2 separate regions of the Homo sapiens genome follow, and region 2 is linked to region 1. A link is a loop called in an ENCODE intact Hi-C map of the cell type or tissue named here. Cell type or tissue: CD4-positive, alpha-beta T cell. All regions are shown on one strand. Links, peaks and the distances in the headings refer to the core of each region. The heading gives the core; the rest is flanking DNA.

Region 1 (16,022 bases), core at 3,899-11,898:
CTTGAGTCCTTACAGGACATATGAGAACCACTGGAAGGAAAACCAGCTCTGGACCAGAATAGGCAAAGGGTGACTCTACATGGACAAAACCACATCTTTTTCTGTTTTTCCCTTAAAATGCTGAATTGGTCTACTAAATTGATTCAATGGCCTTAGAAAGTGAGAAACAGATCAGAGGCAGAGAGCATTTTACAATTTTGAAGACCATTAAATGGTAATCATTTGGGATTTGGTGACTTCCACAAGGCATAGAGCTATGCAGTGCTTTGCTAGAGCATCAGAAAACTGCTTTTCCCTCAACTCCCTTCTGGGAAAATGGAGGATGTTTGGGTTGCCCCATAGGCATTAGGACAGGGCCCCACTGCCTTCTGTAGCCCTTCAGTCTCAACAGCAATGTGTTCTGCAGAGGAAAACTCAGGAAAGCAATTCTATCTGTCAAGCGGGACCACAACCTAAGGTTAAAAAAATGAGGCCAGATTATGATTTCCAGGTAAAATAAGATTGCTTTTAAAGGATTAATTCACTGGACTGTGGAATTATTAACAAAAGTGTTTCAGAAGCCCTTGGCAATTTAGGAAGCATTTATTTCCATTCAACTTTCACTGCAGTCCATGAGATAAACAGGAAAGGTTTTCTCCCTGTGCCCAGAGGGGTTGAGAACTTGCCCCAGGTCACAGTGGGACTAGAACCAGGTGTTCAGGTATGTCTGTGCAGTAGGCTGCTCCTTCCAGGAATCATCCTGGTTAATACAGATTGGACAGCATTCCTTTAAATCTTGGCATGGTTCCAGGCAACGATGAGTAGAACAGAGGAGAGGATTTAAAAAAAAAATAATTGAATGCTTAAATAAGATTTTATTAGAAACTAGACCTCAAAGCAGGTGACCTGCTTAGAGGGCCCATCTGATGTCCAAATCAGACTTGGCAAATACTGCTTATTGCCAGGGCTTTGGGGCTTTGGGGCTTTGACCCCAACCTAATCTTAGTGGCTCTGAGAGTCCACAGCCATTAAAGGGTAAGGTATTGGTGTTGGGTCGGGAAAAATCCAAACCAGTTTGACCACAGGAATTTTGGTGAAGGGGAAGCTGAGCCAACCAGCAGGAAATGCCATGTCACTTTGGATGGGCCAGCCCTACAGGATGGGTGACTTACCGCCCACCTGCAGGAACTCTCCAGTGGACTGGCCGTAGCGGTGCACGCTATGCTCAAAGGCCTTCTTCAGGGTGGAACCTTTTAACTGGACTAGGTCAAATGTGCCTCCAAAGGGCAATACAGCAGCCAGGTTCTCCCAGGTAATTGTGCCTGAGGGTAGTCACAGATGAGGCAAGAAGGAAAATAGCTTGAGAAAATGCTTACACCATGACCAGTTTCCCTCAGCGCTGGGGGAAGAAATGAGGGGGACATGGGAAGCTTATAGAGCATCATTAGCTATGTCTAAGTGGTTCCTGACACTGAGGAAGGGAATGAGTTTAGGAGGCCTCTGGCCCTGCACTCCACCACTGGGCAAGATGGCGGGAGCTCACAAATGGCTGTGCCTCAGAAGTTCACCATGCTCAGTCTTAGATCTGCTAGCTTGGGGCTGGATCTCCAGTAGTTTGTTTTGCATTGTTCCGTTCCTCCAGACAAACAATGTGCCCCTGCAACCTGTCCCTGTTGTCTGACAATGGGATGCGTTTGGGGCCTTATACTGATACTGATTGGTTTTCACAGTAAATCAGGGAGGGCTACAAGAGTGTCTTGAGTATTTGTGTAGTTGATTTGTTTTGCCATATGATATAATCTTGGATATCTGTAAATATACTAAGGTAACATTTTAATCCAGTGGTATGTCTTTTTCAGGACAGAAGATTGGTGATTTTGTCTCTTTTCAGATGCCAAGGTGGTGACTGTTGTTATTTTGCATAAATCAGAAACAACTAGTATAGCTTTGTAAGTCAGAAATTCAGACCAAGTTTGAGTTCCACTAACCTTACCTGCAGCTTCTGTGTGTGAATACATATAAGAACACACAAGCTTGTGTGTGTCCTTCAGGCTAGGTTTTAGACTTTAATAATGGCTAACCCTAATTTAAAGGACTGACATTCTGGTACATGGCTGGCAGCAGAGATGAACTGAGGCTGCACATGGGTGTGTTCAGGGCAAGAACCATAACAGAAAAGGAGATCAGAGAGAGAACATGACACACTGAGGAGCTGGGCCTGGGAGCATACCATTGTTGCGTTCATCAATGGGCGACCGGATACCACCTCCATTTAAAATGCACATGGATACGTGGTTCCAGAACATTTCATCCGTGTGTCTCAGGTTGTTGTTAATCTGCAACAGTAGCACAGATTTACACTAGTTACTCTGGCTCTTCTTCCTTAGGATCAGCTCCAGGAATCTGGTTAGCTCTAGTGAGGAAATAAAGCTGCTTTTCACCTGCTGCTGTGTTCCCAGGGATCTCTCAACTATAATTAGAACTAATTTTATGCTCCCAGAAGTAAAAATATACTGTTACCAGTCCATGTCAAACTCTTATTTCCCCCTCCTAAAACTCCCATACTGTCAGGCCAGGTGGCCTTAGCAAAATGGTCTCTCGGTTGTAGCCCTGGTGTCGGGACTGGGCCTCCCATGCAAGGTGGCCTGCAGAGTCACTCCTGCACAGGCTTCTCCAGGGCAGGCCATGCCCTCTGCCTGATTCTGAGGGCTTGGCCCTAGAGCCTGCTCAACACCAGACCTCATGCCAAAGAGAACCTGGCCTCCACGTCTATGTCTGCAGCTGATTCCCAAGTTGGCAATTTTGGAAAGACAGAGACAGCCTTTTGAAGCTGGGGAGAATCACATCCATTCTTACTTTTATTTTACAAAATATATGTTTAGTTATAAGAAATAAAATGAATATATTCTCATTTAGGAGACAAAAAGCCGAAAAAAAAAAAAAAAAAAGGCCAGGCATAGTGGCTCACACCTGTAAATCCCAGCACTTTGGGAGGCTGTGGCAGGTGGATCACCTAAGGTCAGGAGTTCGAGACCAGTCTAGCCAACATGGTGAAACCCCGTCTCTACTAAAGATACAAAAATTAGCTGGGTGTGGTAGTGGACACCTCTAATCCCAGCTACTTGGGAGGCTGAAGCAGGAGAATCGCTTGAACCCAAGGGACGGAGGTTGCAGTGAGCTGAGATCATGCCACTGCACTCCAGCCTGGGCGACAGAGCAAGACTCAGTCTCAATAAATAAATAAATTAATTAATTAAATAAATAAATAAATAAAAAGCAAAAGCTCTCCTTTGTCCTAGCCTCTTTAACAGAGTGGATAAGCACTGCCAACAGCCTGGGTTGTTTCCCTCCAGACTTCTCTTAACATTTATATACCAGCTTCTCCTTAACTACTTCTCTGGCATTGACTGCATGATGCTGAGGAGACATCATGAGTCTGGTCTTGGCATGAGCATGATTGTTGTCATTTACACGGCAAACATTTATCGAGTGCAGTTGTATCCTGGGCACTGGGCAATGCATGCCAAGCACTGACAGAAATGACTTCCCTGGGTGCAGGCTGTGAGCCCATGGAAGTAGTAGTCCGACATAGGAGACCTTGGCTCAGTAAGGCCCCCAGAGAGCTACCATGGCCATTCCGCCTGGTGACAAGTAGACGGGCTTGTTCTTCATACCTGGTCTTGCTCAGCCATAGGACTTGTTATTACCATTAAAACTGTGTGTTGTCTTTCTGTGCCTGTGAAAGAGGTTCCTGTCACACAAGGCCAGGGTTCTCTGGAGTCAAGTGAACAGATGAGTGAAAAACAGTCTGGCCAAACAGATATGCTTTTATCTATTATGTTGATATCTCCAGGGTAGCAGAGTTTGTGCATTTGCATCATCTTACAAAAGGAAAGCAACATCCAAAATTCAGACATCTAAGAACACCTTAAAATAAAGGTTTTAGTTCTTGTAAAGCAGTATGTTGGTGGTTACCTGATCTCCTTCCAGCACCTTAAGAAGGTACTGAGTATGAAGCTACATCAGGCTTTTGTTTAGGCACTAATGTTTTATTTATTTTTCATATTTATTTAATTTTAGAGACAGAGTCTCGCTCTTTTGCCCAGGCTGGAGTGCACTGGTGCAATTATAGCTCACTGCAGCCTCCTGGGCTCAAGCCATCTTCCCACCTAAGCCTCCCGAGTAGCTGGGACTATAGGCACATGCCACCACCCTGGCTAAAAATGTTTTGAAATCCCTCATTCTGTAGCTATCGATCTATCCCTTCTCGCATCCTTCCTTCCTCTTCCCTCTTCCTTTCCTTCCTCCCTAGCATATGTCCACTCCTGCTGATGACTTACCATTGCATCACAAATCAGGTTGCCCATGTTGCATTCTCTAAAGCGGCATGATTGAGAGGAGCCATCCAGATAGACAATTGTTTTCCCTAATTCCTGGGTAGAATAATTATCCAATTTTATCCTCCATTTGTTAATGTCTGCTTTTATGCTTGGATCTAGAAGAAAGAAAAGAAGGTACCCTACAATTAAATCTCACACTGGGCTAAATTCTGGAAAAGGAATGAAACATCATCTATCTTACTTGCTGTGAGAACATATTTGTTTACCATATTTGTGTGCATTTTGGTTTTGACCATGAAATTTCCTTAGGAACTTCTATTTTGTTTCCTGGTAATAAGACCTGGAATGCATCTTAATTTAAGAATATTCTGAACATCTACCAGCTCATCACATCTGTATGAGCTACCCATTGGCCCACCTGGGACAGCATTAGTGGTGGCGGTAGGAGCTCTGAAAGGCCCAGGGGCAGTTATAAAAGGCCTGCTGAGGTACAGCTGGGCTATCGCTGTCAGTGTGGTCCTGGGCCCCTTTCCCATCTGGCTACTGAGAGGGCTGTGTTGTGACTACAGGCTCACCTGGGTGCTGTGCACCTCATCTTCCTGACATGATCATAGTCAACAGAAAAGGGAAAGTGAGAGACAAGCACAGGAGTGTGTTCTGTACACATATGAAAATCAATGATATAAAAATGTATTTTTACTCTGAGACTCATGTAGGGAGACGCCCTGAAACTATTGCTACGGAATAAAAGATGAAATGCTCCTGATTATTGTAAATACAAAATTGCATGCAGGATTGTGTAAAGACAATGCCAGGTTGGACTGCCACAATGAGCCAACAGCACGTGATGTGCTTCCCCCTGCAGAGAGCCTACAAATGGACGTGCAGTCAGGGAGGTTTCCCATCACCAAGATTCCTATCCCAGAAAAGCAGATGTTCATAGCTCTGGGAATGGAATGTGACCCTTGTGGGGAGCCTATAAACGGACGCATGGGGGGGGCCTGTCCATATGGATAAGATAGGGCTATAAACACGCTCATCTTGCCGCCGCTCTTCTAGGCCTCTTTAGGGTTAAGGCGTACTCCCCTCTGAGAATTTCTGGTCTAACTGGTTATCTAGCTTCATGTCCTGTTTCCATGGATTATTTGTAACCAGTTTTTGTTGCAATTGTTACTGCTGATTAATATCTTGCTAATCATAGGTTATGGAAAGACTGTGTTTCTGTTCTAAGGCTCTGTTAGAAATTACTGACGCACACACTATATTGTAAATTCTTATCTCATACTGTACTTCTACATACAAATGTACTGTACTTCTACATACAAATGTTATGTTAAAGAATTACTTCATCCCCATGTGACCATCTCACCTCATAATCAAATGACCCTAAATCCCTCACTAACGTACCCCTGCCCTCACTAAACTTAATAATAAATGCTGGTATATCCAGTGCATTGTTGGCACCGCAGGACCAGAAGGCAGTGACCCCCCTGGACCCAGCTTTCACTATCTTGTGTGTGTCTATTATTTCTCAACCTGCCAATCTGCCTAGGAACAAAGAGAGAGCCCCATTGCATTGCGGGCTGCTGGCCAGATCCCGCAATAGACTCAGACATATAAATAAGGTACTCCCTCATTTGATAAAGAAACTGAGGCCCATGAGATTGGGCAACTTGCCTAAGGCACACTGCCTCTAGTTGGGGGGCCAGGACTTGAGCCCCGCTCTGCCCAATTAGAACCCCTTTAGTTCAGTTATCTCTCCTGTAAACACAAGCTGAGAGTGGCTTTGGCATGTCAGGATCAAGATTTTAAAAGGCAGAGGAAGCAGTGATGTATGGAATCTGATGCTGAGAAGACTTGAAGAAGCAAGTGGGGCTTTTGGCATTTGGGTGTGTTTTAAATCTATCCATGAAGAGGGCAAACTCAAGGAAGAAACTAAATTCTTCAACAGTATTATAGTCTTTTCCTGAAACATTAAAGGAAAAAAATGGGAAGGAGCAAAATATCCAGCCATCTAAATTTTAGATTGGTGGAACATTCCCCTGAACTTCACTTACCTTCAGGAATGCTGCTGTTTAGAAGAATGGGATTTCCATGGGAAGAGATGACGTTTCCTCTTTCATCAAACTCGATCTTCAGATAGCCTAGGTATTTGCCAAAAGCATAGGCCTGGACTACAGGAACCTTCCGCCCATCATCAGAAGTGACTATGAATGGGTACTTCCCAGCAGGCACCTCTTTGGAAGGTGGATTGCCTGAAATAAAAGAGCCACAGCTGATCAAGTCAGCCCTTGTACATACATGGCTGGCTGTAGGCCAGCGGGCTACTGGCTGGATGACAGAGTTTTAAATTGATGATTTGCCATCTGTTGCTCTACATAGCTAGTCTTTCAGAGCCCTATCTGGGCATTTGCCCATTTCCAAATGCCCTTTTGGTACATGAATCCTACCATTCTCAACTCAGCAGTCATTTACCAAGCTCTTCCTAAGACCCGGGCATTGTGCTTGTGCTGTGGGGCACACAAAGATGGAACGCCGTGAAGAGTATCCTCCAGGTTCACTGTGGCTCCATTCTCACTAGCCAGGTGGATTAGCCAAGCCACTTTACCATACTGTAGTTCAGTTTCCTTGCCTATAAGGTGGGCGAAATCCATTTTAAACAATCCCTATTTTACAGGGCAGCTGAGAGGATTAAATATCTAAACTCCCTAGCTGGGGTGCCTGGCACATTGTAGGTGCTCAATAAATATACAATAAGGGTGTATTTTTTCCCTTATAAGGGAATAGCAATCTCTAGAAACCCCAGACATATACTTCGGAGCTTAAAATCTTTAGTAGAAGATGCAGAGATGACAAAGAGCTGTTCTTGGCGTTTGCTGCTAAATTCTGCATCCCTTCAGGTGTCTTTTAGAAGAGCCACATTCACCTTGAGGGCCAACCAGCAGGCACACTCCTGACCCCAGCCAGCCCTCACACTGGTCAGGTTCTGCAGGCCTCTGTCTCAAAGGGGAGATGTGGGAGCTGCTCATCACCCAGAGGCTAGGAGGCCCACCACTGCCTGGAGTAGTGGAGAGTATGCAGGAGGGTGGAGAGTGTCGCCATACAGGGAGTAGGCAGCCCAGCCTTTAATCACTTAGCACATTTAAGTTCCTTAACTGTAGACCTGCTTCAGGCACTCTGTGGCTTATATCTTACCTCCAAGGAGACAATGGCACAGTTCAGCTGTTTCAAATTAGAGACTATGGGACAGATTCATTTGACCCCATTACTGTTTCTAGCATCTCCCTCATCACACCCATGGCTAGTCGTTCCTATTAGATATTTACAGAGGGTCCAGAGAACTTCAGCACATGTTGATTACACACATGGACCTGTTACGAGAATCGGCCATGAGCCAGGCCCTGGGCTTAATCTCATTTAGTCCTCCAAGCTTCCCATGGGGCAGGTCCTCTATTATCTGTACTCTGCAGACAAGAAAATTGATTGTCATAGACAGAGTACCCACGGTCACACAGCTGGTATGTGATGAGGGTTGGGAGGAGGCAGACTGAAAACCCAGGCTGTGAGGTACTGGAGCTTATGTTTTCTCCACTACCCACAAGCCTACCATGTATTTTTTTTCCCCTAAAGTCTGCAAGCTGGTTGTGAAAGGACACTTAACAAATCAAATGCAAACCCAGGATTTGCATCTTTGTGTCCCAAGCTCTTTCTGGGCTTCTCTTTTCACATAAGACAAGCTGGGTAGCATGTTATGAAGAATCCAATCCTGCCATGCTCCTATGTCAAGAGCAGCCCCCCTTTCAGCTCAATAACCACAGGGCAGAAGCACTGCAAATACCAACGCTTCACAAGCAGGAAATAGTTGTTGCCAATAGTAACATCCAATTTTCTTGCTGTCACTGGGGAAAAAAAAGAAAAAGGTCTTGGAACTTTACTTTTACAGAAGCATCCAACTTGAGATCCAGTGAAAGCCTTTGTTCCATCTCCATCTGTAGCGGATGCAGATGTTGTCTGTGACAGTGGCAGATAACGTGATAATGGAAGACCAGCATGGAAGGTTAACATCCTACTCAGCCTCATTCTGCTATGTGTTGGTCCTCCTTTGGGCAAACCTGGTGCCTGGTTTTTATTTCAGGGGACCAGGTAGTTATGGCAGCCTCTGTCAGTTCCTCTGATCATAGATGCTGGGGCGGTGCAGTTCCCCAAATGTCCACAAGGTGGCGGAGAACGCCCCGCCCAGGGAGAGAAAGCACTAGTTGCAGATATCAGGAGTCTGTCAGTTTCCTGGAAACCCAAGAGCTAGGCAAGCCTGATCTTTTTTTGGCCTTTATCTTTCTGCCTTCCGTAGAAATATCTGAGCTTAAAAAGAATGTAAAAGTTAGGAATCCAGTAATCCGGTCAGATGCCTCAGTATGCACTACTATGCAAATAGGAGCCAGCAATCTCAGCTCCAGAAAACATTCATTCATTTGGAAAGACCTTCATGATCCTTTTGTCATTGGCATATTAAATGAGCTTAATCAGGAACAAGAAGGAAGATGCTATCCATGCAGCTGGGGCGATAGCTGGTCTAGTTTGGCTAATCTCTGCCTCCTCCACAGCTGAGCCCTTTCTGCTCCCCTTCAACTCGGCAGTCCCAGGAAACCACTGACACAGAAACCAGTCCAGGGCTTCACATTTTCCACACCATTCCATGCCGTTCAGCCGAAGATGTTCGTGCCCAGAATATTTTTTCCACAAAGAGCTACACATCTGTCTTTAGAAACCTGACTTGTCATCTTGGCAGGAAGGAAGATGTTCACCAGAACTCTATTCCAGTCATCTAGCCGAGAATTCATCCAGGAACCAAACCCAATGGGGCTGTGGAGTTGTGGACTGACATCTGGAGTTTATAAAGCCTGCATTTTCCAGCATGGTGTGGGTGCTTGAAGGAACCTCAAAGGACTCTGTCCTGGGAACCAAGGACTGTGGTGAACCTAAGTGTGGGTCTGGACAATTGCCCTTCTCGTGTCACATGGTAATAGAAGTGCCAGGAAGCAGCCTTTTCTTTCTCTTTCTTTTTTTTTCTTTCTTCCACCTTCCCTCCCTCCCTTTTTTCCTTTTTTCCCTCCTTCCTTCCTCTTTTTTCTTTCTTTCTTCCTTTTCTCTCTTTCAACAGGGTCTCATTCTGTTGCCCAGGCTAGAGTTCAGTGGTCTCCAATTCCTGGGCTCAAGCAGTCCTCTCGCCTTGGCCTCCAAAAGTGCTGGGCTTATAGGCATGAGCCACGCACCTGGCCTGATGTGGTTTTCAATGGACTGAAGTATAGAATGTTGTAAGGCAGTCCATGCTATGATTTTAACACAAGAACTGGTTTAAGAATTCCTGAATTGGGACAACATAAGAGGACTGGATAAAAAGGATTGGTAATTAGGTTATTTCAAATGATTGCTTCTAAGGGATTTGACTCTTTCTTTTAAATTACTTAGAAGTGTACACTCCTTGGATGCTCCTTTTATCTGTCTACTTCTCTACACTTCCTCAAGCAAGCTAGTCTTGACCACTACTATCTTGTGCCTAGGTTACTGTGACAGCTTCCTAGTCTCTGTAGGTCTCTTCTATGCTTCTTTCTACTCCAGTCTCCACACAGCAGCCTGAGTGATCTTTCTAAAACATAAATATGATCATGCACTTCCTGGTTTTAGATATTTCAAAAACATTAACAGTTTTAACATGAATATCATAACCTATAAGACCCACATGATGTGGCCCTTTCTTATCACGCCAGCTTCATCTGGAACATTCAGTCTGCCCTTCAGCATTCTTAGCCTCTTCCCATTCCTAGACCACACCCACGTGCCCAGGAACCTTATGGAGTAAAGAGCTTCTGAAGCCAGAGGGCTACATGTGAATTAGTTACATCTTTTTACTTCTTGTTTATTCATCTGTAAAGTGGAAAAAAAGCAAAAGCACCTACCTTACAGAGTTATTGTGGAGATTAAAGAAGTTAATGCAGCAAGTGAAGCCTGACTCGACTCAAGGGAAATGCTTAATAAAGATTAACAGTGATTATTGACCATGTTAACTCCTGGACATCTTTCTGATCTTGGCCCTAATGTTAGTCCATCAGGGAACACTCACTGATGATCCTCTAGACTTGGCCAAGTCCTCCTTTTATACGCTTTCACAGCATCTTGTACTTTTCCTTTCATACCATGCTTTGTAATTATATATAATATGATTTATTTGCATAATTATGTATTTTTAAAAAATCTGATCAGGGCCAGTATCTCTTTCAAGACATTTAGTTCCATGAGGGCAGGGGCAGCTGTGTCTCTAGAATTTGCCTAGCATGTGGTAGGTGCTAGATAAATGTTTGTTGAATGACAACTTAAGGAGTTTAGCAAACACTTTTCTAGGGATCATACATGATTATGATGCTTTCCATGTGGTGGAATCATGTAGAAGCCAGCGATGCCTGAGTGCCAGCCCTTTACCCCAGGTCCCCTCAATTCAGTGTCCTCAACTATGCAGCTGGGTGGGAGCTAATGAAGAGGAACCTGAACTGGGAGTTGGGATACAGGAGAATGGGTTTTGCTACTAGGTCAGTTTCAGTCTGGTTTCTGGACCATAGGAGAGACATTTAGTCCCTGGGGCCTAATTTTATTTTCTAAATTTGTAAAACCAAAGATTTGATTAGTGGTTTAAATCAATAGTTTGTTTGTTTGTTTGTTTGTTTGTTTAAGCTATTAGTATCTTTAACACACAAGAAATCCTTTGTGGCAAGGCAAGCCAATAAATAGGAAAGCTGAGTTCCTCAGGCTGCACCCTGGTAGAGCTGGAACCCAGGACTAGGTTCCTGCCACCAGAGCCCCTCCGAGCACAGCACAGAAACTGCTGGCCTAGAAGTCCCCTGCACCCAGTCCCTCCAGCTCTCCAGTCAGGCCTGGCTGCTGTCTCTGCTTCTGCTAGTCTAGGAGCACCTTCAGGTGACCAGGACAGAGCACGCTCTCCAGTCATCACAGCCCATTCAAAAGGTGTCCAGCAACCAGAGGAGCAACCACTGTCTCTTCAGTCATCTCTGTACCAAACCATGATGCACAAGCTGTCATGTCAACTTTAGGGAATTTGAGGGGTCAGGTACTGTTATCTATGCCCAGACTATGTCACTCTGCACATGCTTCAATTTACTGCTCAAATTCTTGCCTCTGGCCTTTCAGTGATGACCCAGGAAGTCTAAAGAGATTATGCATCTTCCGGTAGTATACAGAGTGGGCACAAAGCCCTCATGAAATCCAATCCAGGCTATCTGCTTGTACCCAAGCCTGATAGGCTGGGCAAAGCAGGGAACCCTGTAGGTAGGGACAGTTCACCACACATTTAGTCACTCATTCAACAGATCTTCACGGAGCTCCAGTGAGTGCCCAGCATTTTGGATCTCCACCACCTAGCAAGACCAGGCCCATGGTCTGGTGCGTCATCTTTTGTAATGGCTGCTCCATGAATACAGGGTAGGGAAAGCGAGCAAATACTTAGCTTTCTGCCAGCCTCTTCTCTTCACATGGAATCTGGCCATCTCCATGGCTCAGCATCATTCCAGATACTAGGATTCCTATTCACTTCTTACATTATAGAACAGGCTTCTATAAAGCAATGTTTAAAAATAAGAAAACAAAAATAATCGAAACACAGCTACCTTCTGGTTCTATCACTATGGCCTGTTTAAAATGCAGTGGCCAAAAGAATGGGGTGGAGAGAGAGAGAGAGACTAATTTTCATCTTGGCATGCCCGTGTAGTTCCATTACTGGTGTTCTTTTCAGAAGTAATGACTTTATTTCTTGAGATTAAAAAGGAGGTAACTGTGACCATACATTGATATACTCCTGATATATAAATATTTGGCCAGAGGTCTTCCTACAAAGGTTGTCTACTGCTGTGTGAAAGGCTGTGTGTAGTTGGTGAGTGGTCTGAATGCCCAGTTCCCTTGAGTCATTCCTTCCCATCATGCTGGTGTGCAATGTAGTGTGGAGTACTTCAGATAAAGCTTAGAACCTGGAGGTCATCTGGAATGGAAGGCCAAAGCTCTGGTTCCAAATCATGACAGAGTACTTGGAGAGTGTCTTACAGATGAGCAGTCATGAATTCCTAGCCATAAATGTTTCTTGGCCTGGGGGAAACATATACTGAGGACAAGAGAAATGAGTGAAGAATACCTAGGCTGTTTGGGTTAAACCACTGCATTCCTGGTTTCTTATCGTTTAAGAGTAAGAAGATACATTTAGTCATTTTGTGAATTTAGCTTAGATTCTCAAATTTAGGATATCTTTTTTTTTATTTAACAAAAATATGTATTACAGTTCAAGTTTAGGATTAGTAGTTAATTTTATAGGGTTTACAGGGACTTTAAAAATTTGTTATAAAAATAAAACTAGCATTACAGAATATTTGGCAAATGCAGAAGAAAAAAATTATTCATAGTCCTACCGCCTTATGACCAATATAATTTCTGTGAATTAATATGTATGAGAAGCAAGGAGGGGAAATTGGTGTTGGAATACATTTTAAGGAGAAGCCATTTTGTTCAGTGAAATACCTGTATTAGAGTTCTTCAGATAGGATATATCCTACTGGTTTCTATTTCTCTAGCTCTCTCTCTCTTTCTCTCTCTCAATACTATATATATAGAGAGATAATACATGAGCAGAACTGGGCCCTAGAACATAGTAGGTCTAAGATAAATATGTCAGTTCTCTAATATTCTTTCTATATATATATATAAATATATTTAACAGATCATATATGTCTAATATAGACATATTTATATATTTTGTTCATATATTATCTCACTTAATCTCCACAACTCTCTAAGGTAGCCATATCACTGTCACCATTTTAAAAAAAGAAAGCTGATGCTCAGAGTGGTTGAGTAACTTGTCCAAAGTCAGACAGCTAGTGGTGGCTAAGCCTGAGAGGAAACCAGTTCTTAGAGTTTAAAGCACTTTCGAAAACCCCATGCCACTTCCCAGTGAAAGCTGGAGAAATGAGATCCTTTGCAGAAGACCATCAAGCAGCAAAGTTAAGGAAACACAAACTTCAGTCCTGGTAAGAGATTCGTACCTATGAGTGGGCTTAAGACTTCACAGTAGCTGGCCATCACCTTTCCTTATAATTCTACCCTGCCAAATGACCTTGGACTGCCATTCGTTCTGTAGTCATTCTTTTTAGATTTTGGTTTCGGATAGTCTCACTTCATCTTGGAAAGCAGTTTCATGAGACAGCTAAAATGGATCAGTGTTATGTGGCTGCAAAAATTACAAACCAGAAGGCTCTGGCTTTGCTCTGTAAAGGAAGCAGGTGCTCAGGCTGGGCCATGGCCAGAAGTTTACTGAAAGGACCCAAGTGGGTGACCACCAGTACAAATAAGTTCTTGTGCTTACCACATTCAAACAGACCAGGAAAGCAAAATCCTTTTTTTTTTTTTTTTTGAGACAAGGTCTCTCTCTGTCACACTGGCTGGAGTGCAGTGGCGTAATCATAGCTCACTGCAGCCTCAAACTCCTGGGCTCAAGTGATGCTCCTGCCTCAGCCTCCCAAAGCACTGGAATTGCAAACACTGGGATTGCCAACATGCCCAACCACACTCAGTCAGGAAATTACCTTTGAAGCTACCACCCACACCTCTGCCCCTTGGCTGATTCTCCCACATCACTTAATAAACACAGATGTCAGCAGTTCTTATCAAATGCCCAAAGGAAATGGTTCTTTGTTGAGGAGTGTTTCCCTGTCTTGTGAATGTTGTAAGTAATAAGATTGTTTTCTCGTTCTAAAAGGCAAGATTATCTCAACTGCAAGGATGAAAATTAATGGAGAGATGAATAATGATTGTAAACACCAACAACAGTCTCCCACCCTCTTTACTTATTCCTATTACAGCAGGGATGCATCCATCCCATCAGACTATGCACCAGCCTGATGGCAGCATGAAGAAAACACAGCAGGTGCTTGTAGTCTGTCTTAGTTATAATTATATTGCAAGCTCCATTTGTTTTAAGAGCAAAATTCTGTGGTCATTAAAATTATTTCTTTAGATACATGAAAAGTTTTGAATTTTATATTCAATATGTGTGCCTAAATCCAGAAGCAATGGAAATTAGATACTTAATTAAAAAAAAAACTGATCAATCAAATAAAGAAATCTTACTTTTTAAAGAAGTTGCACTTGTTAACGTTCATTTAACAATACCAGACACCTGCCTTCCATGTGTCAGCCGCGACACAGTCAAGGGTGTAATGGACACTTCCAGGCTAGCAAGGAGAGAAGTGAAGCCTGCTGGACTGGGAGGGAAAGAGGAATTCAAAAGACTTGAGCTTTCATAAGTCTGAAGGTGAGCTCTAAAAAAAATAAGGGAGTGAGAAAGATTTATGGATAGGAGGCCTGTGATAAGAGAGTTGGAGAGTGGAGGCAGGGAAATACTAGGTAGAAAAGGGTGGGGTCCCTGGCAATGGCTCCACCCTCAAGCCTGGACCCGTGGCCCAAAGTGAGAACTTTATATCCCCATTTTGCTGCCTGAATGTTGCCTTTTCCAAAATCACCCTGGCCCGCCCTGCCCCCCATCCTGTCCCCATAAAAACCCCAGGATCCACTGGCAGTGGAATGGCAGAGAAGGAGAGAAGAGAAGAAGCTTGACACTGGTGAAAAGCAGCTTGACTTCAGAGGGATGGCTTGACGGTAGGACCTCGGAGAAGAGTTCAGCTGGGGATGGCCTAACTCCAGGGGGAGACACCTTCCCACTCCATCCCCTTTCCAGCTCCCCATCCCACTGAGAGCCATTTTCATCAGCAATAAAGTTCTCCACATTCACCATCTTCAATTTGTTCGTGCAAGCTGATCCTTCCTGGTTGCTGAACAAGAGTTCAGGATACAGAGGGCTGTCACACTGAGCTGTTAAAACACTTAAGCTGTCCATGGACAGCAAAGCTAAAAGAGCACACTGTAACACATGCCCTCTGCGGCTCCAGGGGTCACAGATACTCACCTAGATGCTGCTGCGGGGCCGCACAGAGTTCTACTCCTGCCAGCACCCAGAAGCACTTGTCCCACCCTCTGCACCCACTCACCTATGTGCTCTCCCTCCCATGAGGAGTTGAGAGCTGCAGGATGAGTAAACAAGACAACCCCTTCATGAGTCCCACGAAGGGGTCAAGGGAACTATCCCATTTCAGTTTTGGACATGGAGAAATTCTGGAGATAATCAAGTCTCAGCCTGTGGCCCCAGAAGTGAAGTTGCTGAAATGGAGTGGAGGTGTCAGTCACTGGATTGAGGAGATCAAGGGACTCTGAACTTGGGGTATTGGATCAACTACCCACATGGACACTCTGCCAGGTGAAGGCAGGAGCTGGAGTGGAGCAGAAGATAGGAAATTGGATACTAAATTCTCAGTGACGTGGGACATTGCTTGGAGGTGATTAGATGAGAGTGATAAGACAGGGGACAGAAGGTCTGAGCCTCAAAGGAGTTAGAGGAATAATTAAGTTCATATCAGTAGCCTAATGAAAGTATGAGGTATTCTACCAAATTTTTTTTTATTTCCCCAAATCCTGAAAAGTAAGCTTTCAGGCTCTATGTATGGATGATTTTCTAGGTAACAGGATGTTAGAATGGGAGGGATGACAGAATTAACAATTCAAATCCCTTTAACTTGCGGCTATAGAAACTGGTGCTTA
Region 2 (16,022 bases), core at 5,469-13,468, 1.6 Mb after region 1:
AGCAATAAAAACCTTCCAAGGAGAATGCTGTTATGACCAAGAGTAAACATGACTCTTCTCCAACCCAGGAAGAACATTAACAGCAAATGAGATCCTGCCATTTAAGCAAATGCACCTAAGTGCTCTCAAACACAATGGGCCCTTGAACAACACAGGTTTGAACTGCAACCGAGTCCATTTACATATGGGTTTACTTCTACCTTTGACACTTCAAGACAGAAAGACCAACCCTCCCTATTTCTCCTCCTCCTCCTCAGCCTACTCAAGATGAAGATGAGGATGAAGACCTTCATGATGATCCACTTCCACTTAAGGAATATAAATATATTTTCTCTTCCTTATGATTTTCTTAATAGCATTTTCTTTTCTTTAGCTTACTTTATTGTAAGAATATAGTATATAATGCATATAACATACATATATATGTTAATTGACTGTTTATGTTATAAGTAAGGCTTCTGGTCAACAGTAGGCTGTTAGTAGTTAAGTTTTTGGGAAGTTAAAAGTTATACATGAATTTTCTACTGCATGGGAGAGTGAGGGTGTTGGCACCCCTAATCCCTGTATTGTTCAAAGGTCAACTATATAAAACAAATTCTATTTCTGGCAACATGGTCAAAAAACAAGTCCTAAAATGGATGAGAAAATAGGAAGAACAGAAATCAAATTATATTTGATCAAAAAAACAGCTATAATATAACCCAACCTGATTCAGGTATCTCGAATGATAAAAATCCAATATTACAACATGGTTAATCATCATTAAAATACAAAATAAAGCATATATGAGACAAAGGCAAATTTCTATCTTTCTAAAGACTGTTGTCTCAGAATACTCAGAATTACTGAGAGTAATCAACATTCTGCATAACTTTAAAATAGTTTAAGAGCTAATGCTAGTTTTTAGTAAATATAAGGGGAAAAGTGACTAATTTAAATATCTTTTGAGATAACCTATACAGAATCTCTGCCATCATGCTAGGAAAAATAAGTTTCTATTCATTAATCACCATCGGCTAACTTTCTACATGACATGCAAATTCAGTATATAGCAGTAGGCTGAATATATAGCAATCCCTAGGTGACAAAGGACTAACAGAAAAGAAGCTAAGTTACTTGTTTAAAGTGATTCAGCAAGTTAGCAGCGGATCCCAATGTTCCTTCTTCCAATTGTCACTACCTCCCATAAGCCGATCATTATCAAAACTAATCAAGACTGAATAAACACTTACCAACAAAGGAGGCAGCGAACACTTAAAAGAAGACCCCTAGTCGCAGATTTGAAACATCTCTAAAATTTTAATAACTCAAAGGGCAAATTAAATGAACAGCTGCTACTTGTGAGCATCTTCCCACACTTCAAAATTCAAGCCAATGCATCTGGAATTTATGCAACTATTTCCTTTCTTTCTACAAATGTCACACTGATAAATCTGAGTACTCTTCCACCGGAATACTTTGGTTACTTTCAGCACATCTTACCTGATCAAAAAGTTCAGTACCATCTGATCCTGCTGCTCTCATTAGTTCATCTTCTCCACCAGGATGATACTCCATATAAGGGCTGACATTATAAACGAAACCTGTACCAAAGCAAACAGAAATAATATCCTAAATGAACTTCTCAAAAATTGTAAAACTTATAAATATAAGTTTCAATAAATCTTTCCAAATACATTCCATTTAATTAATCACTGTTATTTCAAAGTATCAAGAACTAACTGTAAAGGATCTGAGATTTCATCACACTTGCAAGCAAACAACTTAACCTGCCACTTTCATGGGTCCTGGCAGATAACAAGAGACTCCTAGGTCAGAGACAAAGAAGAGTTTAGCACTCACATCAATAGCAGTAGTCAGAATATAAACATTTGTGTCAGTTCACTGAACTCTAATTCACTAGAGTGCTATGTGAAGAGGGCCAGGTAACACCTGTACACTTAATGCGCTGCATTACAGAAGAGGAACTCTGAGCTCAGGAAACTGGAATCTTTTATAAGCATGCCTGCCCTTGCTCCTGAGGGAGATATTTATTATACAGAAGAGTAAGCAAAGCTGTCCTTTCTTCTAGAGGGAGACACTAACATTCAAGGTTGTTCACAATGCAAATATCCTTTAAAAGACTGTACAAAAAGACAGTGCCTCTACTCTCAAGACATGCAAAAATGCAAAAGAAAATTGTCTCCCAACACAAAGAAATGAAATACTGTGTATATAATTTTTGAAAGTACACACACGCACACAGAGAGAGAGAGAGAGAGAGGAAGAGAGAGAGAGAAAGTGACTACTACAGACATAACATTTCCATATTGCCCTGGTAGAAGAATCTGATGAAAAAAGAATCAAGCTCTAATCCACGTCTCTGATCATCTCAGCAAAGGTTAAGCAATGGTGACCACTTAGGCACGCTCTGTGAAAAGGAAGCCCAACTATTCTCAAAGATTATTATTCAGAATTTAATCATTTTGTCTTCTCCAAATATTTCTTTCATCTATTCAACTGTTATTTATTTTTATCTTTTAAGAAAGGAATAGGGAACAACAAACACAAAATATCTCAATGCACAGCTCTCCCAAGGAAGTAAGTTGCTTTTTCATTCTTGAAAACTAGATAGATACCAGACAAATCTAGCCCTAAAGACATCACGAAAGTGCAATAACAACGACTGGTTTTTTTTAAATATCCAGGACTATTTCCTCTTTATATGATGACTTCCATGAATTTAAATAACCTCAGATAACTTAAAATGTTCATCCTATATAATAATCTTGGAAGAAAAGAAGAGGTTGGATTTCAGACCCAAGAAAAGTACTGCAGTTTTTTGACCAGCTATATATTAGAAAATAACCAACCAGTCCAGCTTTATAAAGTCTCTTAAAGGTAAGCACAAAAGGAAGTAAATTCACAGAATTTCTTTCAGCAGCATTCCAAATAAGTCTGAACAAAACTAGTTAAGTTCCCTCTTTTTTCCTTCCCCATATGCCTAGAGTCCCACAAGATTTAGAAGAATTTTTTCCCATTGTTTAATGCTCCAAAATCCAGAGACCAAAAACGTGAGTGGTAATGATTAGGATCAGAATTACTCCCAATAGGCTTTTTTAAGACAGAGGATGCCTCCCAAACAAGAGTTCCAAACTTTCTCTACAATCAAGTCCTGACTGGAGTTCTACAGTTTCTCAAGAACAAGAAATCTACAACCCATGATCATTTGTGATGGAATTCCACGAGTTTCAGCAACCAGCTCTTCTGGTAGCTTAAATAGCTATCCATGATGAGCACATAAAGCCTAAAACATTCCATACATGTTCTCTGCTAACCTGCTAGCCCTTTACATTGACCCTTATACTGTCACAATCTTATCTTTCTTTCTGATAGGGGCTAGGATCACTCCGTGGACGTGAGTAGTATCCCATGCTTTCCAGACGAAAAAAACTAGGAATGTCTATCCCTTACCACAAGGAATTAACACTGTTAAATAGTGTCTCAGTCCAAGATGCTTTAGATCAAAAAGCACTTGGCTGTGTTAGTAATTTGCTAATTATGAAACTTAAACCTAGCCCCAAAACAGAACAGGTGCATTTCTTCTGATTCAGAGGCTCTTCTTTGCTCTTTCTCTCCTTCCTTATCTCCCTTTTTTTCCTTCTCAAAAGTATTTCTGAACAACTAAAAACTTGGACCCCTGGATGTGGCAGAGAAATACAAACATAAAAAAACAAACTTTATGCTTTTTCTTCGTGCTTTATTATACAGGTGTACCTCAGAGATATTGCAGGTTTGGTTCCAGACCACTGCAGTAAAGCAAATAAAGCAAGTCACACTAATGTTTTGGTTTCCCAGTGCATATGAAAGTTATGTTTAGGCCAGGCATGGCGGCTTATGCCTGTAATCCCAGTAGCTTGGGAGGCCGAGGCAGGAGGATTGCTTCATGCTAGGAGTTCAAGACCAGTCTGGGCAACATAGTGAGATCCTGTCTCTACAAAAAAACCCTAAAAATTAGCCAGGCATGGTGGAGTGTGCCTGTAGTCCCCCTGCTACTTGGGAGGCTGAGGTGGGCGGATCGCTTGAACACAGAAGTTTGAGGCTGCAGTGAGCCATGATCATGCCACTGCACTCCAGCCAGAAAAAACAGTGAGGCCCTGTCTCTAAAATAAATAACAGTTATGTTTACGCTATATTGTTGTCTATTAAGTGTGCAATAACATTATGTCTAAGACAATAATGTACATACCTTTATTAAATATACTTTCATAAAAATGCTAATATCATCTGAGCCTTAACTGAGTTAAACGTTTTGCTGGTGAAGTGTCTTGCCTTGATGTTGATGGTTGCTGACTGATCAGCATGTTGGGTGCTTAAGGCTGAGGTGGCGGTGACAATTTCTTAAAATAAGTTGACAGTAAAGTTTGCCCTTCAACTGACTCGACCTTTCATGAGAGATTTATCTGTAGCATGCCATGTTGTCTAACAGCATTTTACTCACAGTAGAACTGCTTCCAAAATTGATGTCAATCCTCTCAAACCCTGCTGTTGTTTTACGAACTAAGTGTATGTAATATTATAAATCCTTTGTTGTCATTTCAACAATGTTCACAGTATCTTCCACCAAGAGTAGATTCCATCTCAAGAACCACTCTCTTTGCTCATCCCTAAGAAGCTACTCTTCATCCATTCAAGTTTTATCACGCAGCAATTTCAGTCACATCTTTGGGTTCCACTTCTAATTCTAGTTTTCTAGCTGTTGTCACATCTACAGTGACTTCCTCCACTCAAGTCTTGAACCCTTCAAAGTTACCCATGAGGGCTGGAATCACCTTCTTCCAAACTCCTGTTAATGTTGATACTTTGTTCTCTCCTCATAATCACAAATGTTCTTAATGGCATCCAGAATGGTGAATCTTTTGCAGAAGATTTTCAATCTACTTTTCCCAGATCCATCAGAGGAATCACTATCTACAGCAGTCATAGCCTTATAAAATGTATTTCTTAAATAATAAAACTTGAAAATCAAGATGGCTCCTGGATTGATGGGCTGCAGGATGGATGCCGTGTTAGAAGGTGATATAGTTTGTATATCTGTCCCAGCCCAAATCTCATGTTGAATTGTAATCCTCAATGCTGGAGGTGGGGCCTGGTGGAAGTTGTCTGGATCATGGGGGCAGATCTCTCATGGCTTGGTGCTGTCTTCATGAGAGTTCTGAAGAATCTGGTCATTTAAAAGTGTGTGGCACCTCCACCCCTCCTCTTTCTTTTTCTTGCTTCTGCTTTTGCTATGTGATGTGCCTGCTCCTGCTTTGCCTTCTGTCATGAGTTAAAGCTCTCTAAGACTTCCCCAAGAAGCTGATGCCAGCACTGTTTCCTGTATAGCTTGCAGAACCATGAGCCAATTAAACCTCTTTTCTTTATATATTACCTAGTCTCAGTCTCAGGTATTTATTTACAGCAATGCAAGAACAGCTTAATAGAGAAGGCATGACGTACAGTGCTATCAGACCTCTTGGGTGACCAGTTGCATTGTCAATGAGTAGTAATTTGAAAAGAAACTTTTTTAAAGAGCAGTAGGTCTCAACATTGAGCTTAAAATATTCAGTAAACCATGCTATAAACACTGAGGTACTGTCATCCAAGCTTTGTTGTCCCATTTATAGAGCACAGGCAGGGCAGACTTAGCATAATTCTCTAGGGCCCTAGGATTCTTGGAATGGTAAATGGACACTGACTTCAAGTCACCAGCTGCATTAGGCCTTAACAAGAGAGTCAGACTGTCAGACTGTCCTTTGAAGCTTTGAAGCCAGGCATCCCCTCTCTAGCTGTGAAATTCCTACGTGGCATCTTTAGCCAATAGAAGACTATTTAATCTACATGGAAAATGTGTTGTTTCGTGTATTCAACTACATCACTGATCTTAGCTAGATCTTCTAGATAACTTGCTGCAGCTTCTACATCAGCATTTGATGCTTCACATTGCACTTTTAAGTTATGAAGGTGGCTTATTTCCTTAAACCTCATGAACCAACCTTTGCTAGTTTCTAACTTTTCTTCCACAGCTTCCTCACCTCTCTCAGCCTTCCTAGAATTGCAGACAGTTAGCATTCTGCTCTAAATCAGTTTTGGCTTAAGAGAATGTTGTGGCTGGTTTAATCTATCCACACCACTAAAGCTTTCTCCATATCACCAATAAGGTTGTTTTGCTTTCTTATATCATTCGTATGCTTACTGGGATAGCACTTTTAATTTCCTTCAATAACTTTTCCTTTGCATTCACAGCTTAGCTAACTGTGTGGCACTAGTGGCATAGCTTTCAGCATTTTTCAGCTTTCAACATGCCTTCCTCACTAAGCTTAATCGTTTCTAGTTTTTTATTTGAAGTGAGAGATATACAACATTTCCTTCACTTGGAACACTCAGAGGCCAATGTAGGGATATTAATTGTCCTAATCTCAATATTGTTGGGTCTCAGGGAATGGAGTGGCCCAAGAAGAAGGTGAGACAGGAATTGTCAGTCAGGGGAGTAGTGAGAACATATACATTTGTCCATTCAGTTTACCATCTCATATGGGCTCGATTTGTGGCACTCCAAAACTATTACAATAGTAACATCAAGATCACAGATCATCATAAGAGATACAATAATAATGAAAAAGTTTGCAAGAACTATCAAAATGTGACACAGAGACATGAAGTGAGCACATGCTCTTGGGAAAATGGTGCCAAAAAGTTGTTAGACACAGAGTTGCCACGAATCTTCAATTTGTAAAAAATCCATTACCTGCAAGGTACAATAAAGTGAAGCACAATAAAACAAGGTATGCCTGTACTCTATTTGTACTATATATGGCTTCTAGAAATAAAATCTCTCATGTGTAAGGTTCTAGCCTTCTATGAGTTCCACCTGGTTTTTAGAAACTAATTTTGAAACCATCTAAATTTTCCAGTGATGCAATTTTATTAAGTTATTCCCACATCTCTAATTGCTCTGGTCTGGCAGATCTGAGCATCCAATTACTCACTAAATATAAATAAATAATAATTATGGGCCAGCAGATATAATCTCAAATTGATACTAGGCTATTAGTGAGTTCTGCAAAACCTAAATCCTAATAATAATTAACAGCAAAAATGGGCTTAAACAGATTCATGAAACACCAATCCTCCATGGTGTAAAACTGGACTGTAAATAAGGACTCCTGGTCACAATCCAACTGGTATTTTTAGATCATTGACATGGGTGCTCTTCAGTGGCAAAGGGGGGATTTAGGGAGAATATCTATCTATCCATCCATCTACCCATCCATCCATCCATCTATCCATTCACCCACCCACCCATCCCCTCCTTTATGCTGATACTTTATTTTTGTGTGTGTTTTGTTTTTTAAACTCTAACCAGGAACAGACCCAAAAAAGGACTGACTGAGAACTGTTCAGAAGAGCCACTTATTAAAACTAAAATACAACGGTTGTATTAGGAAGGTATACTCCAATGTTTAAATAAATCATTTTTAAATGCCCTAGCAATATTAGGGGTACACTGTATAGCTAATTCATCATAGCAGAGAGGCAGCACAATTTAAAACACATATTCAGAACAATAACTACACTGAGTTTCTCTAGGCAATGTACTGGTAGTACCTGTTCTTAATATCTTTTCATACTAAATTACCTCTTTTGTGTTATATCTGGAATTCTGAGCTCTCAAACAAGTTCTCTGAATAAAAATTACCCATTTTAAAATTACCATTTAGTACTTTGTGTTGTCAGAAATGTAAACTTCAAAATCACAGAATGATAGTCTTAAAGACTAGGAGAACTTTAAGGCAATTTTTAGCCTCATCCAGCACAGGCTTTATCTCTATAATATCTTACAGACAAAGCATCATCCAGCATCTGCTTGAACAGATCCAGTGCCTAGTAGCTCACCACTTTTTTAAAAAGCTCAGTTCAAGGATATCATTTTTTTACCTAAAAACGAATATTGCCTTTTTATACAGAAAGAATTCTTTCTCTCTTGAAAGACACTGCCTATAGTTTTTCATTTGTGCATTTTATATTTATTTGTTTTCAATTTAACCCCAATTGCCTCTGATAAAGACTGTGGGCATCCTACAATAAAATATTTAAATTCAAGTTTGTGAAAGTCTGTGTGTAAAAACTTAAAAACCCACAACAAAATGTGTATTAGAAAAGAAAGTATACCAATTGTCTAACCTCACTAACAGCGTTACTGTGAGCATTTAATATAGTCCTGAACTTCCTAGCAGCCAAAGCCAACAGAGGCACTAGTAACAGTGGTCTCATTATCTAATTTTAAAATTTATTAAAAATAAAACAAAGAAGACTTGCTAGCTCATTAGTTCTTTAAAAGGGAGTAACTCTTGATATTGTGAAGAATTATGAGTCCTCATAAAGGGAACACTAACCACATAACAGATATTACAATTTAACAGTACACAGAAACATCCTTACATGGCATTACTCCCATCCACCCTACCCCTAGGTAACCACTAGTCTACCTTCTGTCTCTATAGATTTGCATATTCTGGACATTTCATACAAATGGGATCATACAATATGTGGTCTTTGTGACTAACTTCTTTCAGGTAGTATAGTGCCTTCAAGATGCATCCATAATGTTGCATGTATCAGTATTTTTTCTTTTTAGGGATGGATAATATTTCTTCTATGGATATACCACATTTTATTTATTTATCAGTGGATGAGCATTTGAGCTGGTTCCACTTTGCTATTGTTTAAATATTTGTCCCCTCTAAAGTTCATGTGGAAATATAATCCCCAATGTGGCAGTACTGAATGGTAGGGCCTTTAAGCGATTGGGTCATCAGGGCAGATTCATGAATTAATGGATTAGTGGGTTCATGGGAGTAGGACTGGTGGCTTTATGAAAAGAGGAAGAGAGAACTGAGCTTGCATGCTCAGCCCCCTTACCATGGGATGCCCTATACTGCATTGGGACTCTTGCAGGGAGTCCCCACTAGCAAGAAGGCTCTCACAAGATGTGGCCTGTTGACCTTGGACTTCTCAGCCTCTATAACTGTAAGAAATAAATTCCTTGTCTTTATGAATTTCCCAGTTTCAGGTATTCCGTTATAAGCAGCAGAAAATGAACTAAGGCACAGTTTTTGGCTATCATGAAGAATGTTGCTATTAACATTCATGTACACGTTTTTGTGTGGACTTATATTTTCGTTTCTCTTGAGTATATACAACTAAAAGTAAATTTGGTGGGTCACAGAGTATTCTATATTTAACCTTTTGAGGCACTGCCAGACTGTTTTCCATTCTTACCAGCAATAGTTAGAGGTTCCAATTTCAGAGAGCTCTTTTTTAGTCACTATTCCAACTCTCCACAGAGAAGAAAAGCCATCTATAAAATCTGAATCACATCACAAATAGCTCAGAAGACCGAATTCAGAACTGGATTACAGCATGCTCCAACTTAATCTCACACCCAGCTCTATATGATAGGGTTTGGTTAAAGGTAGTACAATGCAAGATTAAAGCGACATTTTATACCTACTAATCTATCTTCCAGATGAAGTTCCCACAAATTTTCAGGTTAGGTAACCATACATGTGAACCATAACGGCTCACCAATAAGGAGTGAACTGTATCACCATGGTTCAGGCCACACATCCACTAATTAATAATTTTTCATTTCTTCTTTGTTTACTTCTGAAAGTCAGAGAGTCTCAAAATATGGTCTAGGGACTCCTGAGGGAGCTTAAGACCTTTTTGGTGGCTCAAGGTCAAAAATTCTTCATAGTAATACCAAGATGTTATTTGTCTTTTTCTATTCTCATTCTTTCACAAGTGTAACATTTTCAAGATACTACATGACAAATAAGATAGAATATCGAAGATGCCATGAGAATACAGTCGTCATCTATTAAGCCACACATTAAAGATATTTGCCAAAATGTAAAACAATGCTACTTTTCTATTTTTCATAAACATAGGTACTATTTATAACATATAGTGGGCTCATTATTTGTAAAATTATTTTAAAAATATTCTTTACATTTCTTAATTTTTGAAAGATAAATATCAATAGATATGTCCTAAACAATAGTCCTTGGAGTCTTCAACAATAAAAGAGTAAAGATATTTTAAGACCAAAAAGTTTGAGAACCACTGCTTTAAGTAAAAGCGTTATTTCCGTGATAAGATTAAAAAATAATTTTGGGTTTTGAAATTCAAACAAATATTTAATTCTAAAAGCCCCACATTATATTCATTCAACAAAAATTCATTTAATGCCTATAACGTATATACCAAATATTATGCCAGTATACTGTAGCATTCTTGCAATTATTCACCACTGTTCATTTCCTGTCTATAAAATAAACGAGGAGAAAAGATGTGTTCACACGATAAAATTATGGCATATTTCACTGTATTGAAATGCACAGGTCGATTGTTACAATTACTGTGACTACTTTGCCATCTTGTGTTCAGTAATGAAATTGCACATTATTGTAATTACTTCCTGTCAACTGCTGAGGAAAGGTGTTAAAATATGCAACTGTAGTTAAGGATTTTAATTCTACCCCTCAATTCCATCAATGTTAGCTTCATGCCTTTTGAATCTTTTCTATCACAGGCATAAACAGTTTTCCTAATGAAATGACCCTTTTTATCATTATAAAATGTCTATACCTCTGGTAAGATTCTTTGCCTCATAATCCTTTTTATCAGATACTAATATAGTCCAACCAATAATAAAATTTACTAGCTGGATAGCATACTTTTTCCCAAACATTTACGTTTAGCCTATTTGTGTTTTTAAAGTATACCTCTTATAGACATCATGTAGTCAGGTCTTGATAATACATACATCTACACATGGGTGCACACAAAGAGATAATCTCTATATTATCTATAATTAAGATAATTATCAATAGATAATTATAATTACATGATAGATAATTATTATAAACTATCATTTATAATAGTTTTAATTAGAGTGCTCGATTCATTTACACTTAATTATTAATATGGGAGATTTTACTAATCTCCCTCCCAGCCCCAAGTTTTCTGTTATATGTCTCTGTTTCTCTTTCCCTGCCTTCTTTTGGGTTAACCAAACTTTTTTTAGAATTTCATTTAATCGATTGGCTTTTTGGCCTTCCTCTTTAAATTATTTTTTAAGTGATTGTTCTAGGAACTGTAGTATATATCCTCAACTTTTACCTGCTTACTTAAGAGTTAATATTGTATGCCTTCCCACGTAATATAAGAACCATTTACTGCTCTCTAACTCCTATCCTTTAACTCCACAATACAATGTTATAACTTTTAAAGTCATGTATTTTTTATATGTATTTTTATAAAATGAAGAGGACAAAAAGTAGTATTTTCTCTTACATATTTACCACCTCCTAAATATCTGAACTTCTATCTGGTATCACTAACTTTCAACCTGATGAATGCCTTTTAGCATCTATCTTATATTGCAGATCTACAGGTAATAAATTTCCAGTTTTGGTTTATCTGAAAAAGTCTTTATTTCATCTTTATCCTTCAAGAATTCTGTCTCCCTACGGGTATAGAATTCAGGGTTGATGGTGTTACTTTTCCTTCAGCAGTCGTTTTTATTATTTCCTAGTGTGTTTTCTCTGGCAGCTTTCCAGATTTTCTCCTTGTTAGCTTTTAGCAGTTTAGGATGTGCCTAGATGTTATTTTCTTTGTATTAATTATGTTTAGATTTGCTAAGCCTCTGAATTTACAATTTATGTCTCTCACTAAATTTGTAAAATATATGGCCACTATTTCTTCAAATATTTTTCTGCCCCATTCTTTCATTCCTTTCCTTCTAGAATTCCAATGACACATTTATTAAACATTTTTATTTTGTCTGACAGGCCCCTGAGTCCCTGTTCATTTTATTTCTGATAATTTTCCTCTCTGTTCTTCAGATTTGACATTTATATTCATCTATCTGCAAGTTCATTAAGTCTTGTCTATGTTGCCACCAATCTGCTATTAAGCTCATTCAACAAATTTGTTATTTCATGTATTTTTCAATTCTAAATTTCTATTTTTTAGTTTCTATTCTTCTGAGAGTTTCTATTTTTTATTCATTATATCCATACTTTCCTTTGTTTGTTTGCTTTTTTGAGATGGAGTCTCACTCTGTCACCCAGGCTGGAGTGTAGTGGTGCAATCTCGGCTCACTGCAACCTCTGCTTCCAGGGCTCAGGTGATTCTCCTACCTCAGCCTCCCGAGTAGCTCAGACTATAGGCATGGTCTAATTTTTTGTATTTTTAGTAGAGACAGGGTTTCACCATGTTAGCCAGGATGGTCTTGATCTCCTGATCTCGTGATCCACCCACCTCGGGCTCCCATACTGCTGGGATTATAGGCGTGAGCCACCACGCCGGGCCTGTATCATATATTCTTTTACTTACTTACTTAGCACAGTTATAAATAGTGCTTTAAAATACTTGTGAACTAAGTTCAACATCTGGATCATCTCAGAGTCAGACTCCAATAACTGCCTTTTCTCTTGAGTATATCTAGTAACTTTGGATTATATTCTGACCTTATAAATATGTTGTAGAAACTTTGGATTCTGTAATATTCCTGCAAAGATTATTGACTGTTTTAGTAGGCAATTAACTCGACTGGACACAACTCCAAACTGGTTCCCCTTTGCTGGGGTGAAAAATGAAGCCTCTGTTCAACGTTTTCAGCCTTCAGGTAGCATAGAGTCTGTCCCGTATACAAGATTTAGACAGTTTATACCCTTCTCTGAATCTTTTTCTGGATCTTCTCCCCTTCCAGTTACCGCAGATGCCCCAACTTCTGACATCTAGTTATTCAAGCCAGTAAGACTTTGAGTCTCCACCTGAGTTTTCACCTTCACAGCACGAACACACACACATAACCTCAAGTTCAATGCCATAAGAAATGGGAAACTCACACAGTGACATCCCTTCTTCTACATATAGATGACTGTTCACCAGTCATCTTCACCAGTTTTGATTGTTCACCAGTATCTTTAGATAGTATTTTAAAATATGTGGTCTGAGTTTATAGTTGGCATTTGTTGGAGTCTTGATCTAACAGGAGATAATCAGCTATAATCACTGAAACTCTGCATATTATTTTAGAGCACTCGGCAATAAAACTTTCCAACTTCAATGAAGACAAATGGAAAATAAATTAATGAAAGACAAATTGATTTTATAATAATTTAAAGTAAATGTGGTATCGGTATATTCAAGAATGTTAACTAAAAAGGCTTAAAAGCTGCTAGGACAACAGAGAACTTAGGACTTCCGAATTAAAAGCATTCATTTGTCTCCCACATGCTGAAAACTTTCTAAAATGGCTGTAAAGGATAAATAAGACATAAAATCACAGAGCTACAGAAATCAGAAGAGATGACAGCAACTAAGTTCTGGAAGCCTGAAAACCAAACAGATGAGTAATAACATACTTAGAAGAATGAAGAAAGGTGAAACTAAAGCTTATGTATAAGGTGGAGAGGAACTTCCATAAAAAACAATTTGTTCAACAGAACCCCCAAAAGGTACAGGAATTAGATTCCAGGCAGCTCCGAAAGTCATAGTGTAAGAAGTTATCGAATTCAATACAAGAAGCAGTATGAGGCTGGGTGTTGTGGCTCATGCCTGGTAATCCCAGCACTCTGGGAGACCAAGGAGTGGTGGGCTGCTTGGGGACAAAAGTTTGAGACCAGCCTGGGCAACAAAGCAAGACGCTATCTCTATAAAAAATTTAAAAATTAGCCAGGTATGGTAACATGCACCTGTAGTCCCAGCTACTCAGGAGGCTGAGGCAGGAAGATCACTTGAGCTCAGGAGTCTGAGGCTGCAGTGAGCTGGTACTGCACCACTGCACTCCAGCCTGGGTAACAGAGCAAGACCCTGTCTCTAAAGAAAAAAAAAAGAAAGAAAAAGAAAAAAAGGCAGTATAATCCCCAAATCCTCTGTGGCATATCTCACATAACCAAGGAACAACCCTCTTACCCAACCCTATGAGAAGTGTAGGTGTGCTCTCTGGAGAAGATAAACCAGAGAGACATTACACTCAGGGAAACAGACATACTTGAAGTGAGGAAATAGAATGAACTAAAAACAAGAAGCAAAGAGACTGCATGTCAAAACATTATGATCTACCTCCTACCACCACCACCCATTCCTAAACAGCTCCCAGGACACTTATTTGCAGATGACTGTAGGATTCTTCTTAGTGAGAGTAGACCGGCCCAATATTGATGCCAATGCAGGAGGAGAAATATTTTTAAATACTACCTCCTTAATAAACAGAATGTGATAAAGGTCTCTAAGCACTTCAGAAGATTAACTAGGCATAATTATCAAAGATCATCTTATGTGACGTTATTACTACTTGGAAAAACAGCCCTGACATTTAACTAAATGGAAATTGACCAGTAAAAGCATAAAAAATTAATCAGTAATCTAAGCAATCAGTTACATACTAAATGTTTTGAAAAAAAAATTATAAACTTCTCCTAGGGAGACTAGAAGTCATTAGCAATAGCCACATTTACAATAATTAAATCGGATTTACAACTTACATCAATATTACACAAGTATTCTCTTTAAAAAAAAAAATCAGTTTCCCTGCCTTCCTCCATGTCTTTTCAACTTCATGGGTTCATTTTCCTGACTGTCTATGCCTTAGGTTTAACAGTGACAGTTAGCAGCACTTAACTACCTTTGCTGTTAGTCACCTGGATGGCAAAAAAAATTAAAGCCAATGAGTCCTTCCGCTCTTGGCTATTTCCTATTTTCCAAAACAAGTCAGCTGCAAAGATTCATTAAGATAAAATAAACTTAAGAAGTAGATTGTACGTTCCCATCACAAAGAAATGATAAATATTTGAGGTGATCAATAGCTAATTACCCTGATTTGATCATTACACAATGTATACATGTACTAAAATGACACATGGTAGCCCATAAATATGTACAATTACGTGTCAATAAAAAACAAAAATTTAAAAAGTGGGAAAACAGTAGAAGGCCACAAGAAAACACTGCTCTCACCCTTAACAACAAGGCAGACAATCCATTAAAAAATCATAAAATTTTGAGCCCATCAGAGAGGTGAGGTCATAAGGCAACCAGATGATCTAAATTCCAAAGGATGACACGCCCCTCTGAGGAGATGAACCACATGAACCCCTTCAGCTTCAGCAGAGCACAGAAAAATGAGACGTCACCACAAAACAACTGAAATTTTAACAAACTTTAAGGGCCAAGTGCGCACTAGAGCCAATTTGGAATCCCTGAGAACCTCAGACACAAGGGGATTCTGTCCCCACTTGCCAACTCTTTTTTCATAATCTTTCACCTCTTGAGATGCTCATGAGAAATACTATAGGCAAAGCAGACACGAGAAAGGCCCACTGGTAGCACAGCTGTGTAATATCTGCAGCAAGATTAGAGGGTAGTGCAAGAGTACAAAGAAAAGTCCATCCATAGTTTAAGGCCTACAGGAGTACAAGGTGTTAATGAGCTACTGCCAGGGTAAAGGGAAAATTTCACCCATACCACAGATCCTATCTGGAGGCAAAAGCCATCTATTGATGGAAAGGGGCAGTAAAGCCTCCCACCACCGGTCCCTGTACTGACAGGAGGCAAATACTAACTGCTGCTGGAAAGAGTGTAAAACACACACGCTCCCTTATCCTGCACTGACACTAGGCAAATGCTAGCTAAATACTGGGAAAGAACAGAAAATGTACTCAGACCCAGATTCGGTGTGAATACAAAACACTGATACTCTCACACTGGAAAAGAGACAGGGAAACTGCTCACATCCTAGACCCTTTGCCCTGCCCTCCCCACCTGATACAAGGCAAAGTCCAGCTGCCACAAAGGGAAGAGGCTCATGAAACCTGCCTGCATTCTAGATGCTGCATTGAGTACGATGCAGGAGTTATCTGCCCTTGGGGAAGTACAAAAGCAATGAGAAAGCTCAGCCCCTGGGGCTCAGGTGCATAAAACCTGTCTAA

Evidence for each region. A loop is a pair of places that touch in the nucleus more often than their neighbours do. Peaks named below come from ENCODE experiments on the same cell type or tissue, not always from the same donor. Only the 100,000 strongest peaks of a DNase experiment are listed, where the experiment ranks them.
Region 2: a loop joins it to region 1, with 8 times the contacts of the local background. A loop is called at or near these places in 2 of 110 quality-filtered maps.

The regions. Positions count from the first base shown.
Region 1 is chr6:85,475,787-85,491,808 of GRCh38, reverse strand. It overlaps NT5E (5'-nucleotidase ecto), which reads right to left. Exons shown (of 9, transcript NM_002526.4): 4 at 6,377-6,574; 5 at 4,320-4,474; 6 at 2,210-2,315; 7 at 1,152-1,301. Among named protein-coding and RNA genes, the nearest start is that of NT5E, 34 kb to the right of the region's middle. In CD4-positive, alpha-beta T cell, for the core only: CTCF peaks have their summits at 8,322 and 8,524 (motif pointing right); a DNase peak (open chromatin) is centred at 8,528.
Region 2 is chr6:83,879,083-83,895,104 of GRCh38, reverse strand. RIPPLY2-CYB5R4 (RIPPLY2-CYB5R4 readthrough) reads right to left here. Exons shown (of 18, transcript NR_174604.1): 5 at 1,483-1,583. CYB5R4 (cytochrome b5 reductase 4) reads right to left here. Exons shown (of 16, transcript NM_016230.4): 3 at 1,483-1,583. Among named protein-coding and RNA genes, the nearest start is that of CYB5R4, 27 kb to the right of the region's middle. RefSeq lists a silencer at 10,420-10,489. In CD4-positive, alpha-beta T cell, for the core only: CTCF peaks have their summits at 10,234 and 10,439 (motif pointing left); a DNase peak (open chromatin) is centred at 10,454.